Linked DNA regions of Homo sapiens: region 1 is linked to region 2. The links are chromatin loops, found by intact Hi-C in ENCODE. Cell type or tissue: OCI-LY7. All regions are shown on one strand.

Region 1 (8,000 bases), 390 kb before region 2:
CGAGACTGGGTGATTTATAAACAAAGGAGGTTTAATTGACTCAGTTCCATATGACTGGGGAGGCCTCAGGAAACTTACAATCATGGTGGAAGGGGAAGCATGCACCTTCTTCACAAAGCAGCAGGTGCGAGTGTGAGCCCAGGGGGAAGAGCCTCTTATAAAACCATCAGATCTCATAAGAACTCAGTAACTATCAGGAGAACAGCAAGAGGAAACCGCCTCCATGATCTAGTCATCTCCCTTCCTCAACACATGGGGATAACAATTCGAGATGAGATTTGGGTGGGGACACAGAGCCAAACTATATCATGGTATTTACACTACAGAGGACAGAAAAAAAAGCAGCCAACCAACCAAGACTTAAAGGAGATTTGAGAAGGGGCCACATAAATATGAGAAAGAGAGGGCCAGGAAACGAGTGTGGCTTGTGCAAAGGCCCTGAGGCTAACAGGTAGCTGGCAGGCTTCAAACACAAGGGCAGTGGACATTCTGGCTGGAGGAGGGAGGCAGGGGCAGAGAGACATGAGGTCAGGCAGAGCAGACATTTGCCGTGGGTACAAAATTAAGGGGCAGGCTGGGCGCCATGGCTCACGCTTGTAATCCCAACACTTTGGGAGGCCGAGGTGGGCGGATTACCTGAGGTCAGGGGTTCAAGACCAGCCTGGCCAACATGGCGAAACCCTGTCTCTACTAAAAATACAAAAAATTAGCTGGGCATGGTGGCACATGCCTGTAAACCTAGCTACTAGGAAGGCTGAGGCAGGAGAATTGCTTGAACCCTGGAGGCGGAGGTTGCAGTGAGCCAAGATCATGCCACTGCACTCCAGCATGGGTGACAGAATGAGACTCTGCCTCAAAAAAAGAAAAAAAAAATTAAGGGCAGCAAAAAGCTCAGTAATCAAGATGAATAATATTTTAATGCAATATTTTTAAAGATCATATTTAATACAAAAAAATCATGATTAAACATCAATATTTTAGATAATGATAGGATCAGTGATTCTCCCTTTTGCCTCAGGCTCTGCTATGGCCCAGCACAGTGTCCATCTTGAGAATGGAGAAGCCCCCTTATATTTTGTGCCTGGAGCCAGTGCCTCATTTGCTTCACCCTCCTCCCAGCCCTGAGTGCGAGAGGAGCAGGGGCAGGCAATGCAGGACCACTGCATTTGTGAAACATGACCTGACATGCACCCGACTCCTCCAGCCACTGTCCTCTGTGTGCCCCGTCCTCTCTGCTGCAGTCACGCACATGCCATCGTGGCCCATGGCCACCGTCCTCCTCCTTGACACTCTAGAAGCTGCTCTGTCTGAGCGAGGCGGCAGAGTTTACAACAGGATGTGGTTATTGGCGCTGCACAGATATGTGAGGGGAGCCTAGACGTCCGGTGTGTTCATTCAGCAGGGTGGCTAAGGACCTCCTCTGTGCCAGTCACCAGGCTAGATGACAGGATGTGACAGGGAGCAAGAAGCCTGTGGAGCCTGGGCTGCTAGCCCACTCATAACCCTAGGAGTCTTCACACAAGATCAAGGAGACCTGAAATAAATGGCCAGAAATCAACCCTCAGATGATACAGTCAGCCAGCAGCCTCAGCTTCAGAGGCAAGGTAGCCAACGGCCATGAAGATGTTCTTCAGCCCAGACACATGTGGGTAGGAGCCTGGCCGTATCGCCTAGAAGCTGTGGGATCTTAAACAGTTTACAGAGTCGTTCCAAGGGTCAATTTTCTCATCTGTGGAGTGGAAACAGATTCCCTTCAGAGGCCCCCTGTGAGGAGCAGAGAATGGCTGTGAGGTGTGTGACGTGCTTGATGAGAACCGTCTCTGTCAGCATTATGATGGCAGCACTGAAGTGCTTTCTGTTTCTATCCTGACCTACAATGGTGCCTCTTTCTGTCATGAAGTATAGGTAAGAGTTGGTGAAAGAATGGCAGGCTCCTCCAGCAGCTCCCAGTTCCTGCAGGGAGGCAGCCGGCAGCACATTTAAGGAAGCCCTGCCGGTCAGACACTTGGAGAAGGAACGAGATGTTGCCAGCACCACTCACCAGGTTTGCAAATAAACTGTCACATCTCAGCTCTCACCAGTGCGTGGCTGTGACAGACAGGTTCATGTGTGTGCAACACCCTCTTCCCTGCCACCCCCAACTTTAACACTTTCTGTTGAAAAATCCCAGGCTGCACAGAAAAGCAGCTTTCAAGTAGATGGAGGAATTTGTGAGTATCAGGTCTTCCCAGCAGGGGAGTGAGGACAGCCGGTGCCAGTTCCTGCATCCTTAGCCTGATTGTCGGCTGAATTGCAGAATTTGCAGCAAAGTTTCTAAGGATCACCAGCCTGGGTGGTTCAAACTGGCAAGGTCCAGTGCCCATGCATGGAGCCCAAGCTACCTGCCAGTTTGATGACAGGTTGGTAGGGCTCCACCTTGGAATTTTAGGCCAGAGAGAAAAGGTCGGAGCCCCTCTCTGTGGTACCTCTGGGGAAAGCCAGAAACAAGGATGCAAAGAATAGTCCAGAGTTTTGAGCTGGAAGGTATCTCAAAAAACAGGTAGTCCAGTCATTTTCAAATGTCCACTTTTACAGGGAAAACCTTGCTTATCTCAAATATAATCATATTATAAACTTAATATGTATTTTTAAAAAGAAGAAAAAAACATGCTCTTCTGTGTTGCTCAACAGGGATGCTATTGAAAATTCCAGAAAGAATTTATTTTGTGGAACAGTCCTGTTGCACAAAATATTTCGTATTCCTGGGCCCCATCCCCAACATTGGTGGTCCCCCCTCCGCCACCTCAAGTGACTGAAACTAAAAAGCCCCACACATTTCTCAATGCCCTCTGTGGTTACCGCTCCCACTGGGAACTCATCTAATTAAGTGGGGTTGCAAGGGAGAGGGCAGCCACTGAGCCTGAGATGGTACCCTTCAACCTGGCCTCTGCAGAGCATCCTCTGAAAACCACCATGGGGTTGCCTGACAACACCCGAGGCAGAACATTCTCACTGTATTGCCTGAAATAAGCCCTTTAGCCTCTGGGGGCCTCAATTTTCTCCTCTGCAAAACAGCAATGATAATCCTTTCCTGTTCCATAGCACCTTTGTGGGGACCAAATGAGGCCTTGCGCACAGCATACTTTGTAAACTCCCGAGCCCTTGCTGATGTACAGCATCCTTCATCGTATTACTCTCCTGTGTATATAAAGACACTGTTATCCAAGTCTTTTGAAAAGACTTACCATGGAAACCAAATAATAAAAGCAAAAAGCTCAGTCATAAGGCTTTCACTGAAACCTGCTTCTATTCGCATCCGTTGCACACACAGCCCCTGGAGACAATGGCTGTGCTCCACTCCCACTGAGACACCTACTTCGGCTTTTGTTAGCTGCCAAGACAATCAACCAACCTCGGCCTGTAGCAGAGTCTCAGCCGGCACGACTGGGAGGCCCACAACTTAGAGAAAACTGCTTAGTGGGCCTCAGTCCTTTCCCTGTTACCCAAATGGTGCTTTTGACTTGAAAATGTATCAGGAAAAAAGTTATGAACAGACACTTCACCCAACTTCACACCTGTACCAGGTCTAGATGTCACCATTTTGACAATGTCTGTAGTATTTTCAGTGTTTTGACAGGTTGGAACCTAATTCATTAACAAAAGTTGAGATTTTCATTGAAAGGAGAATCAAGATGACATCACATCATTGAGGTCTCTCTTTCCCCTGGATTACTTGAAAAGTAGTCCTCAAGTCATAAAAGAAGGCTGTGCAGGTATGTTTTTCAGAATGAATGCAGAAAAAAAAATCCATTCTAACTTCACTGTAAGCCACGGCCAATGTTTTTCCAAGTTCCATATCTTAGTAGGTGAAATAGGTGGGTTTATTTATTTCTTTTCCTCTGTTCCTCATTCCCATGTTTGAGGTATGCATTACCCTGAAATGAGTGTCCTTCTAATATTCCCAGATAAGCCCCAGGAGCCAGGAGGAGTTGCTTTAGTAGGCTTAGGATCAGCTTTGCAGGATAAAATCTCACAATATCTCCACTTACTCCCACCCTTGGCCATTGTTTTATCTAGTTTGGCTAAATACAACTTATGGTTCAAAGAGAAAATGCATGGCATGGTTTTGCTGACTTCCTCAAAATATCCAAGGGATTCCACATGGGTAAATGTAATATAAATAAGAAGTACATGATTCCATTTCTCTGTAAACATGCCTGGGCTAAAGATAAATGGAAAGGGTGCCTGGCTTAAAACCCTCTACTTTCTCCACCTCAGAAAAAAGTAGCATGAACAAATAAAGCAGATCCAAAACACCAGCTCAGGATCACCAAACACAAAGGAGGAAAATAGTGAAATGGCAAAGGAAAACGTAAGTGAAACTTTCCATCTTCATTCACACTGGGGAGCCCAGAGAAGCTAAATCAGCAACTGAATTTTTAAGGATCACGTGTGGCTTTATTGTCACCACTGGCAGTAGAGGTCTGGCCATCTTACCCACGGCCCCGGAGCAGCTGCACTTTGGCTGTGTTCGTCTTTGCTGGTGTATCCCAGCTTGTTGCCAAGGAAAAATGAAATAGAAGCCCAGGAGCAAAAGGCCAATAATGGCAGCAGAAGAAAGGAAACCTGTTAGAATGTCTCTGCCTCTCCATCACCTTTGCTTCCTTTTTAACACTTACTCTTCTAGACCAGATGCTTGTGCTAATAAAGGCCTATTAAATAAGCAACTCAAAAACAATACAGGAGCAAGTCGTCCCACGATAAACGTTGATTAACCCATAATGGACAGTGCACCTTCAAACGGAGGATCTGGGTGCTAAGCAGCAATACAGCTAGTTGGTAAGCACATGACTCCTCATTGAGTCAAAGCAGCTTTGCCACTTACTTTCTGTGTGACACGGGACAAGTCAGTCTCTCCAATTCTCAGATTTGGCATTCATCTAATGGGATTAATAACTATGACTATCTCATGATTTTTGTGTGTCTTAAGGAAATAATCCAGATATACTCTTAACACTTTGCCTGGTACAAAATTCTTACAAAGGTTAGTCATTGTTACTGTTAGAGATTTGAAAATATGCCATATGAGAGGCAAGTGAAATACCCTCTCTAAACCACTTCACTCCCAACTCTGCATAACTCGCAGCTACACAGTGCTCACCAGTTACAGCGCTTAATTCGAGTTTTAAAATTTCTGTTCCCATTTCTTATGCACCATTAAATCTGAGAGAGTGGGAATTCCTCTGGGTACCTGGCCAGGCCCCTGCCTGCATCTGGACCCACCTGGATATTGCATGGATATAAAGAGCACAGCCTGGAGTTTTCATCTACAAAGAAACAGTCTCACTCCGGCCAGCACTGCCTACACGAAAAGCTGGCCAGTCTCTAAGAGAAATACTTTGTCTCAGAGAGCAAGCATAAGGATTTTCCACAGGCTCCCTATCCAAGAGGAACTTCCTGGTAATGAACCATGCAGTGTGCTCATATTTACACGTTAGGCATGCCTGATGTCCAAATCAAAGGCAGCCTCTGGCATTCAGGGTGACACCAATTAAGGGGGTGGCAGCAGCATCCTAGACCATTGAAAATGCCAAAGGATTATAAATCATTCTACTGTAAAGACACATGCACACATATGTTTATTGCAGCAGTATTTACAATAGCAAAGACTTGGAACCAACCCAAATTCCCATCAATGATAGACTGGATAAAGAAAGTGTGGCACATATACACCATGGAATACTATGCAGCCATAAAAAAGAATGAGTTCATGTCCTTTGCAGGGACATGGATGAAGCTGGAAACCATCATTCTCAGCAAACTAACACAGGAACAGAAAACCAAACACCACATGTTCTTACTTATAAGTGGGAGTTGAATAATGAGAATACATAGACACAGGGAGGGGAACATCACACACGGGGGCCTATTGGGGGGTGAGGGGCAAGGGGAGGGAGAGAATTAGGACAAATACCTAATGCATGCAGGGCTTAAAACCTAGATGACGGGTTGATGGGTGCAACATGTATACCTATGCATATGTATACCTATGCAACAAACCTGCACATTCTGCACATGTATCCCAGAACTTAAACTAAAATAAAAAAATAAAAAATATACACATATGCAAACCGGTACAGGGAAAGAAAGGAAGGAAGGAAGGAAGGAAGGAAGGAAGGAAGGAAGGAAGGAAGGAAGGAAGGAAGGAGAAGGGAAGGGAAGGGAAGGGAAGGGAAAGGAAAGGAAAGGAAAGGAAAGGAAAGGAAAGGAAAGGAAAGGAAAGGAAAGGAAAGGAAAGGAAAGGAAGAAAGAAAAAGAAAGAGAGAAAGAAAGAAAAAGAAAGAAAAGAAAAGAGAAAGAAAGAAAGAGAGAGAAAGAAAGAAAGAGAGAAAGAAAGAAAGAAAGAAAGAAAGAAAGAAAGAAAGAAAGAAAGAAAGAAAGAAAGAAAGAAAGAAAGGAAGAAAGAAAGAAAGAAAGAGAAAGAAAGAAAGAAAATGCCATCCATGGGCTGAGGGAGGTATGCAAGTCTGAAGAGAAGCACTCAGTGATGTAGGGTACCAGGTCAGCGCCCAAGTAGCGCTGACAGAGGCAGGCACAAAACAAGATGCCTTTCCTTCCTCCATCTTCCACAGATGGAATCTCTTTGCTCTAACAGGGTTGTTGTGGGTCTGCCACATTATCCAGCTTTTACATTTACTTTTATTTGTGAGACTGAGTTGGTAGTGTCATTTTCCCACTCAGAATAAGAAAATTTGAAATTCCCACTCACAACCAAAACTTTTTGGCCGGGTATAGAGCAAGAAATCTGTACATCCATCAGCAACTCCATCCAGTCAGTCAGTGCATCAAATCAGGAGAGTAGTTGAAAAAGCCCCAATGAGATGATGAATTAATGCACTTTGCTGCTTCTTCCCCTGAACCAAATTCTGAGATACTCCGGGAGCAAAAAGAAATGTGGTGAACCCCAAAACCCAGTGTTACTGCTGTGAGACTCACCCGAGAACACAGAAGGTGGCTAGGTTGCTATGCAGACAAGGCATCCTAGGCTGGAGGAGGGCAAGGCCATCGATGAGCATAGAGCCATGGAGAGCTGTCAGTCTCTGCCCTTTTCTTTCCCCAACATGAACCTGGGAAGATAAGTATCTGCCCATCGTCTAAATGCAGCAATGCCAGCCCAGCCCAGTGCCTGCTGGAAATGAAGGGACACATTGGAGCAGCCCAAAACAGACTTAAGAAGGTCTCTGAGGAGCAAAGTCACCCTGTTACGGAAAAGGTACAAACAGAGAAAGGATCCCTAATACAGTTCCAAGGCAATATGATTCAGGAGGAAAAATGAGTCATTAAATAAGAACAACAGCTCATTTAACAATGTATGCCAGAGGGAGCAGATATCATGGACACAGAAAAAGAACCTAAAAGAAAAGAAGCCCCTATAGGCCTTTGGAGGCTGAGGCAGGAGGATTGCTTGAGGCTAGGAGTTTGAGACCAGCCTGGGCAACATAGGGAGACTCCATCTCTATAAAAAATAAAGAATATAACAGGAATTGTACAAATGTAAATGAGTTGAACTCACCAATCAGATTAGATTTTTTTTAGATTTTTTTTATTTATATAGCATTATGCATTTGCAGGGCACCCTTTTAATAATCATTAAAAATGTAATAAAGTTAATCAGAAAAATCTGAACCAAAAATAAGCCAACATAATTAATTGTCACACAAAGTTTTGTAAAAAAACATAATAATAACCAGAGGAATATTAAAAATTGGTAAAACACTCAAGAAGAATATGAAGATAAAATGAATGTATATGTACTTAACAACGTGGTCTCAAAACATAAACCAAGTCTGAAGAAAATGCAATAAAACAACTGTGGTTAGATTTTAATAAGCCCCTTTCAGGAACTGATGGAGCAAAGAGACAAATAAAAGTAGAGAAATATAAATAGTTGTTAAGCTCAAGTGTTAGGTATATACAGTTCTGCATGAAAGAAAGAAAACATTCTTTTAAAACAATCATGA
Region 2 (8,000 bases):
AAAAGAGAATTAATAGGATAGTTCTACTTGGCCATAAATTAAATCATGAAGAGAATTTCAATAAATTCCCCCCAAACTTCAAAAGTCTGTCCTTTGAAAAACTAATATGACTTGTGTAATTTTTTTTCCAGAGCAATCATTTATGAGAGTGACAAAAAGAAAGCCGAAAGTAGAAAATTTTTTCCTCCTCTAACTTTCTATTATGGTATTTGATTCACCAGTCATTTTCTTCCCAGGGACCCCTGGAAATGCACTTTTTAGAAACAAGGCAAGAAATAGAAAATCAACTGAAATTGCTCCTGATATAGAGTGGTGACTTTGTCCTAGCTATCTCATAAAATTCTATACGAATTAACTCAACAAGCCTTACAAGAAAATGAAGAAACAAAATCACCCTATATTCCAGTTATCCATTGCTGCACAACAAACCATCCTAACGCTTAGTATCTTAAAACAACAATTTGTTATCTATCCTGGTTCTGTGGTGGACGGGGCAGCTCAGCTGGGTGGTCCCTACTTTGATCCCTCATGTGGTTGCCATCAGATAAGACTGAATGTCCGGGATGGTTTCTTCACCCACACATCTGATACCTCAGCTGGAATAGCTGGAAGAAACAGGGGCTGGCTGGGCCTCTCTCCACACAGTGCCCGGCCTAAAGCAGGCTAACTCTTACAAAGTTGCAAAATCACAGCGAAGATATTGAAGTAGCAGGTTAGTTAATGGTACAAGCAATTTCACTTCATCGCAATGAACTTCTTTCCCATAATATTTAATGTATCCCAGATTCATTTCTAAGCTTAATTACTATACTAATTCTTAGAAACACTTTAAAGCTAGTAAATAATACGTCTTGGAAAGATCTAAGTGAGTAAATAATACATCTAGAAAGATTCAGAACAATTTAAACTATTCTACCAATCTGCATAAACTAGCCACTAGTTCATGCTAGTGGGTCACAAAAGGGTAAAAACAATGAGCCCCTTCTCCCAAGTGGCAGGATGGCAGAACACGAATGTCATAGCACAAGTGAGGTTTACAGGCTCTGTGGCTACTTTGCTTGTGCAGTAAGATGTATCATATTCTGCTGTTTGTTTTATGCCATTTTCCATCATACTTAGTCTATGCACTTGATAGGCAATCAAATGTAATTGATTCTATTAATTGCTTTTCAGTCACTAGAATTGCCCATATATGTAACTTCATTTCCCAATGAATATGTCTATAAATCTGTATATTTTATGTCCAAAGTAATCCTTTTCCCTAAAATCAACTCTGAATTAACTTTCAATGCCTCTGTGTAAAAATGCATGTAAGACTTTTTCCAATAAAATCAGGAGGCAGCATAAACATGCCCAATATGGTAATGAGAATAATAATACCACTAACTGCCATCGTTGCATACTAAACCATTTACATTCTTATCTCATTTAATTTTCTCATTGACATCAGAATTATCCAACAAGATCAGTCCGATGTCACAGCAGATGTATGAAACCCTGTAGCAAGGAGTCCAGGAATGGTCAATATTTGAAAATCCAACTAGCCAGGTCAGCAATGGCCCCAGTCTTCTGAGGTTTGCTCTTTGTGAAATAAGCCTGCAGAATAAACCCAGTTGTCCAGCAGTTTCAGCTACCTACTTCAATTTACTTGTGGCTCCACTAGCAAAAGTATTAACGGATTATGAACATCTTTCCAAAGGCGGTGTACTAGCTGAAGTCACAAAAAGAAGGAGAAAATGAGGCTGGATGGGCTCACTGGGGACGTAACTCATCATGAGGCTTCCTGATTTGGGTGATGGATGATGTGTGTGGTACTACACTGGATGTGGTATTTCCCATCTTTTTTCCTAGGTGGATTAAGAGCTTTTTTGTCTCTGCATCTTCCAAGTTGAGACTTTTTTTCTTTCTTTCTGGAACACACATATATATACATATCTCCAGCTGGTCTATCTTAAAAACCAGATCGAACTACAGTATCAAACACAGCCTAAAACAACATTTTAAGAGGCTGAGGCAAGTGGATTGCTTGAGCCCAGGAGTTAGAGACCAGCTGGGCAACATGGGGAAACCCCATCTCCACGAAACATACCAAAAAAAGTTAGCTGGGTATGGTGGCGTGCACTTGCAGTCGTAACTACTTGGGAGGCTGAGGTGGGAGGATTGCTTGCACCCAGGAGGCGGAGGCTGCAGTGAGTTGTGATCATATCACTGCACTCGGGCCTGGGTGACAGAGCAAGATCCTGTCTCGAAAAAAAAAAAAAAGCAATAGATGAACATGCATGCATGTTTATATAATATATAGATAGATGATATTAGTGTAAATGTATAACATTGTGTGAAAAATGTAGCTTTAGTCCCCTTGGAATACACAGATGAGTATGACTTGCTCCCTGCTTCAAGGGGCTGCTGATCCAGCAGGGATCACAGATGTGGAGCAGGTAATAGAACAAGATATGTAATGCAACAGGTGCCTGGGCTGTGGGGGCCCAGAGAGGTTGCACCCAGATGGATGAGTCTCCTAGAGCCCATTACCTCCTTCACAAGGTCTTTAGTGCCCAAAACCGAAGGACAAAGTAAGGGGGAGGGGCACGGAGAGGCCCGCAGCAGCAGAACTTACGGGAGATGGGACGGAAGAGGAAGTGGTTGCGTGCCCTTCAAATTAGATTGTCTAGATACTTGTCTTTCCCCTCTACGTAAGATGACTCATTCTTAGTATATTCATGTTTAAAGTTGCTTTGGATTTTAAGTGCATGGAAGACCAGGATCATGTCACACTAATGTGTATGGCACAGCATATGACATAGAACTATGCTGAAACTGTGCTTAGCACATAATTTTTGGAGATGACAGAGATATGACCAGGCAGAACTGTCCTCAGGTCAATTTCTAAAGTACATCAAAGTACTCTGGTTCCCCCCGCCCATCCTCTTGACTTCTTGTACTCATTCTCTCCTGTCCCTTGGCCTGTCTCTATGTTGCCTTTTAGCTTCTCAGAGCCTCCTTGCTTTGGGTCTCACCCAGGCCTGACACCCTTGCCAAGACCTCTCTATATTAGCCTTTCGTCCCCTCTCCTACCTGCCAAACTTCTCTGTCATCTGTCCACCAGGGGGAGGGCTATATTATTCAACTAACACTAATGTACGAAAACCCACATTGCTAGCTTATTGTACTAACTATCTCAAGAAAATTTAATTTTTAAAAGAGGTGCTTGCAAATTTCAATAAGCAAAGGCTTCGTCTGAGATTATTTTCTTTTTGCATTCCTGGCCCTCTCAAGTTATGCCTTCGGGAAACTGCTTCTCTAAGGGCTAACCCAAGCTGGCCCTTAGATGTATTTGTTATGTTCAAGTGCCCTCTGGAGGCAAAAACAGTCTCCTATTAGATAAAAGACAGGTCTGCCAAACACCCACAAATGATTGGTCCCTGTGCTGTGGGGTCCATTCATTCCTTTCCATCTTTCTTTGTGCAGGTCTAGCACAGCCCTGCCTCCGGGCCTTCAGCTTAGGCACGGAATCTTCTTTGGCCTGGAATAGCCATTCTAAAGACTGTCCCACGATTGGTTCCTTCACATCATCCACTTTAGCTCAGCAGGGCTTTCTCAGGAGTGCACCACATCTAGCCAAGCCAACCTTCCCACTCTGTCATGTCATGCTGTTTCCTTGTCTTCCTGCATGCAGCACTATCTGAAATAATCTTCCATTCATTCAACACATTCCTTGAGTGCCTGATCATATGCCCTGTCTTATGCAGTTGAGATAGATCAAGGTACAAATACAACACGTTCTCTATCCTAGTGGAATTTACAGGCCTTGTGAATTACATGGTTTCCTTTTTCATCATCAGCCTCCCGGCTAGAATGTAAGCTCTGGGAGAGCAGGGACCTCTGTCAGCCTTGTTCACTACTTTATCCCAAGAGCCTAGAACTGTGACTGGTACATCCTTCATGGTCAATCAATATTTGTGGAATGAATAAACAAATGTTTATATTAGCCAGGCACAATGGCTGTAGCAAGAGGATACCTTGATGCCAGGAGTTCAACACCAGCCTGAGCAACATAGCAAGACTCCCATCTCTAAAAAAAATTGATTTTTAAGTTTATATTTTCTATCAGGATACACAACTAACATTTTAAACTTCTTTTGCCGTGACAAAGTTAATTCATTCCATTATCACAACTATAAAAAATGAGGCAAATTATATACATCATTATTATTCAAATGATCAGTAACAACAATAGTTAGCATTTGTTGACCACTTACTAAGTACTAGAGGCTATAAGTGCTTTATATGTATTGTCTCATCTTCACAAATTTTTCTGAGGCAAGTAACACCATTCTCCCTTTTTTTTTTTTTTTTTTTTAAGACGGAGTCTGACTCTTTTGCCCAGGTTGGAGGGCAGTGGCACAATCTCGGCTCACTGCAACCTCGACCTCCTGGGTTCAAGCGATTCTTCTGCCTCAGCCTCCAGAGTAGCTGGTACTATAGGTGTGCGCCACCACACCCGGCTAATTTTTTTTTGTATTTTTAGTAGAGACGGGGGTTTCACCATATTGGCCAGGCTGGTCTCGTACTCCTGACCTCAAGAGATCCACCTGCCTCAGCCTCCCAAAGTGCTGGGATTACAGGTGTGAGCCATTGCATCCGGCCCATTCTTCTCTTTTTAAGATGAGAAATTTGAGGCTTACAGGAGCTTCTTACCATCGCAAAGTCATCAGGTGGGAGAGCCAGCTTTTGGGGACTGGTCAGTCGACCCAGAGTCCATGCTGTCAACCTCCACCACACAGCCACGTTCACATCATGATGTCTGCATCACTCAGCAGCTCCCTCTACCATCTTCTAAAGAAACTCTACACTCTCTTAGCAGGGCCTGTGAGACCCCACGAGATCAGCCCCACCTCCTTTGCTAGTCTCCTTCCTGTTACTTCTCCTCCTACCCTGACCAGAGCCCCTGTAGCTCCCGGACACGGGACATGGTCATGGCTTCCCCACCTCCTTGCAATCTTATGGTGTGTTCCCTCCTTCTGCCCTGCCTAACTCCTCCTCCTGCTTCAAGGCTCAGCTCTTGCCCCCTCCAGACCCTTTCCTGGTGCTCTGGGTGCCCATGCACTGCTGCTCCCAGCTCCTTGTGCCTGGCTCTGTGATTCTTAGTGAATGGAATGAGGTGTGGCTTTTCATCTCCAAATTTCCAGTGCTTAATTGGAACAGAGAGGTTGGCAAAATACTTTGAATGATGGTGCATTTGGGAGTTGGCCATGTTTTACAACTTTAGGCACAGTGACGAAAAGAATACTATTGTAAATAAGAGGGTTAGGGCTGGGCACAGTGGCTCATACCTGTAATCTCAGCACTTTGGGAGGCTGAGATGGGAGGATCATTTGAGGCCAGGAGTTCGAGACCGGCCTGGTCAACAAAATGAGGACCCCCCCCCCTTCTCTACAAACAAACACACCAACAAAATAATTTAAAAATTGGCCAGGTGTGGTGGCACATGCCTATAGTTTCAGCTACTTAGGAGGCTGAGGCAGGAGGATCATTTGAACCTGAGAGCTCGAGGCTGCAGTGAGCTATGATCAAGCCACTGCACTCCAGCCTGGGCAAGAGAGCGAGACCTTGTCTCTAGAAATAAATTAATTAATAAAATAAAATAAGAAGGTTAGAATGTGGCCCATGGAAGTCCTCAAAGGTGCAATCACATGAAGCTGAGAAGCAGCGGCATGGAGCAGGGAGTACTTAGAGCGTCACCTGGCAGAACCTGATCTTTCCTCTTATTCCCACCCCAAGAGACTTTTCTGACTCATCCAGCTGGAAGCAGAGAGGCTAGGATTTTCCCTTCAGGTGTCTGACCCAGAGCCTTCATGCTAAGTCCTAAGGTGGTGTCTCAACTGTGCTGGGCCTTTATTTGTGTGTCCTTTCAATGGTTGTATCTGCCTACGTTTGACCAGAATAATTAATTTAATGAAAGCACTTTAAAAATGTTTATAAACAGCTAAGTATCTAGTGATGGGTGCCATATAAATATTTAGATACAAAGGGTCTAAATTCAGATTATTTTTACTGGGGGAACCATTATTAATGTAATTATAAAATAGTACATTGCAGATATGTACACACGAGAGAGAGAGGGGAGAGAGAGAGAGAGAGAGAAGCTGTGTACACTTGCTACTTCACAACAATGATACAATTCAACAGATTTATGACAATGATCCCTTTAGACAGATACTAAAACTCACCAGGGGCAGAGCCCTGGGCCAGTCAAGGAGAAGTCACAGCTCCTAGGCCTCAGCAGGGAACGCTAAGATACAAGCACTTGCCCTTCCTGGGTGGAGTAGTTCACACCTGTAATCCTAGTACTTTGGGAGGCCAAGGCAGGAGGATCACTTGAGACCAGGAGTTCAAGACCAGCCTGGGTGACATGGCAAAACCCCATCTTTACAGAAAAATATAAAAATTATCTGGGGGTGGCGGTGCACACCTGTAGTACTCAGGAGACTGAGGTGGGAGGATTGCCTGAGCCCAGGAGTTCGAGGCTGCGGTGAGCTGTGATCATGCCACTGCACTCCAGCCTGGGTGACAGAGCAAGGCCCTGTTCGCCCCCACCCCCCAACAACAAAAAAAAATAGTTACTTGCACTTGTGGTTGAAGCCACAGGGGGCATGAGTTCAGCAGGGACTCCTGCCGGCTGCTCCAAGCCACTCTCCCAGCACTCCCTGCTCTACTCTCCTGCAGAACCAAACTGCCTACCGTTCCCCAAACGTGCTCTGCTGGTTCATACCTCTATGCCTTTGCATGTTTCCTCGGACTGGAATGCTCGGTCCATGCAGAGTGGACATGCGTCATGTTTTCTGGCTGCTTAGCAGGGTTTGAAAACCCTGCCTATGTTCTGGGAATTTCCTAACACACGAATGAGTCCTGCCAGATGCCAGAGATCTCACTCGGCCAGGCTTCTTTGCAGAGCAGGGTACAGGCACATGACTGAGCCTCCCTCCATCAGCTTCGTCTACACGAGATACCAACTTAGAGATGAGCAACTCAAGGCAGTGGACGCGGTGTGGAAGTGATGTATCAGGCAATGCTGGTAACGCAGGCACCAGGCTTTGGAGGAGCAATAGTTACCAGGCTGTGGCCCTGGCACAAGAAGGGGCAGCGTCACAAACCATCACATCCAGAGCTCTAAAGGGGCAGTGGCAGTGGCTTCCACTGCAGCCCAGGTCTGCAGTGGGTGTAGGGCCTTGTTTCGGGACGCTCTTCACAGCACTTTACCTCCCCATCCATCAAGCAGAAGAGTCACTCTATATCCTTGTAATCCTTTTAATCAATCCTTTTTGTGCTTTTCTTGATTACAACTAAGAGCCTGGCCTAATTGCAAGTCTTCCAGCCCCTGTGGTAGGTGATACACCAACCTACATTAATCCTCTTAATGAAAGGCCACTTGCTTTGCAAAATCCATGTTGGCGTGGAAGTCTCCTGTGGGCCTCCCCTGAAACCTTCTATTCCATCCCTCATCTATGCCCCCCTGGGATGCCCTCGCTACCCACACGCCTCTCGCCGCATGCCCCCCTGGATTATAATTGCTTGTTTCTTCCTCCTCCGCTTGGGCCATGATTTCTTTCAAGCTAGCCGTTGACTCTTTCACTTCTGCATTTCCAGCAGTTAGTTTGGGTTGACACCATCCAACACAGGATAGGTACTAAAGGGAAGTTTGTTACTGATAGGAAGGAATGCTCCAATTTGCTTTCCGAGAACCAGGAATCAGAAACAGGTGCTATGAGGTGACTGCGTCTAACATAGATCTCGGTGAATGGCAGGGATTTCAACAGGCGGAATTGGTGGGGATCATCCTGCATATGACATGTAATCCGCTTTTTGAAAATTACTATATCCCTCAGCATTTTCCTGTATCCTTAATATGCTGTATGGGACATTCTCAGTTGTCCAACAACCCTTTCCTTGCCCTTCTTTTTTTCTGGTTTGGGTGATGATGTCTCCAGGAAGGTGGACCC

What was found. A loop is a pair of places that touch in the nucleus more often than their neighbours do. Peaks named below come from ENCODE experiments on the same cell type or tissue, not always from the same donor. Only the 100,000 strongest peaks of a DNase experiment are listed, where the experiment ranks them.
Region 1: it touches region 2 in a loop (4-fold over the local background); 5 of 110 quality-filtered maps call a loop at or near these places.

Annotation. Positions count from the first base shown.
Region 1 is chr13:40,387,500-40,395,499 of GRCh38, forward strand. All of the region lies in intron 6 of LINC00598 (long intergenic non-protein coding RNA 598), which reads right to left. Among named protein-coding and RNA genes, the nearest start is that of LINC00598, 90 kb to the right of the region's middle. RefSeq lists enhancers at 1,047-1,186, 1,627-1,706. In OCI-LY7, a CTCF peak has its summit at 3,022; DNase peaks (open chromatin) are centred at 1,372, 1,802, 2,042, 2,992 and 1 weaker place; H3K4me3 peaks cover 2,633 bases; H3K27ac peaks cover 2,464 bases.
Region 2 is chr13:40,774,280-40,782,279 of GRCh38, forward strand. No RefSeq gene overlaps it. Among named protein-coding and RNA genes, the nearest start is that of MRPS31, 7.1 kb to the left of the region's middle. RefSeq lists an enhancer at 2,968-3,017. In OCI-LY7, CTCF peaks have their summits at 3,250, 3,468, 4,834 and 6,682; DNase peaks (open chromatin) are centred at 2,632, 3,102, 3,362, 7,622 and 1 weaker place; H3K4me3 peaks cover 1,111 bases; H3K27ac peaks cover 2,670 bases.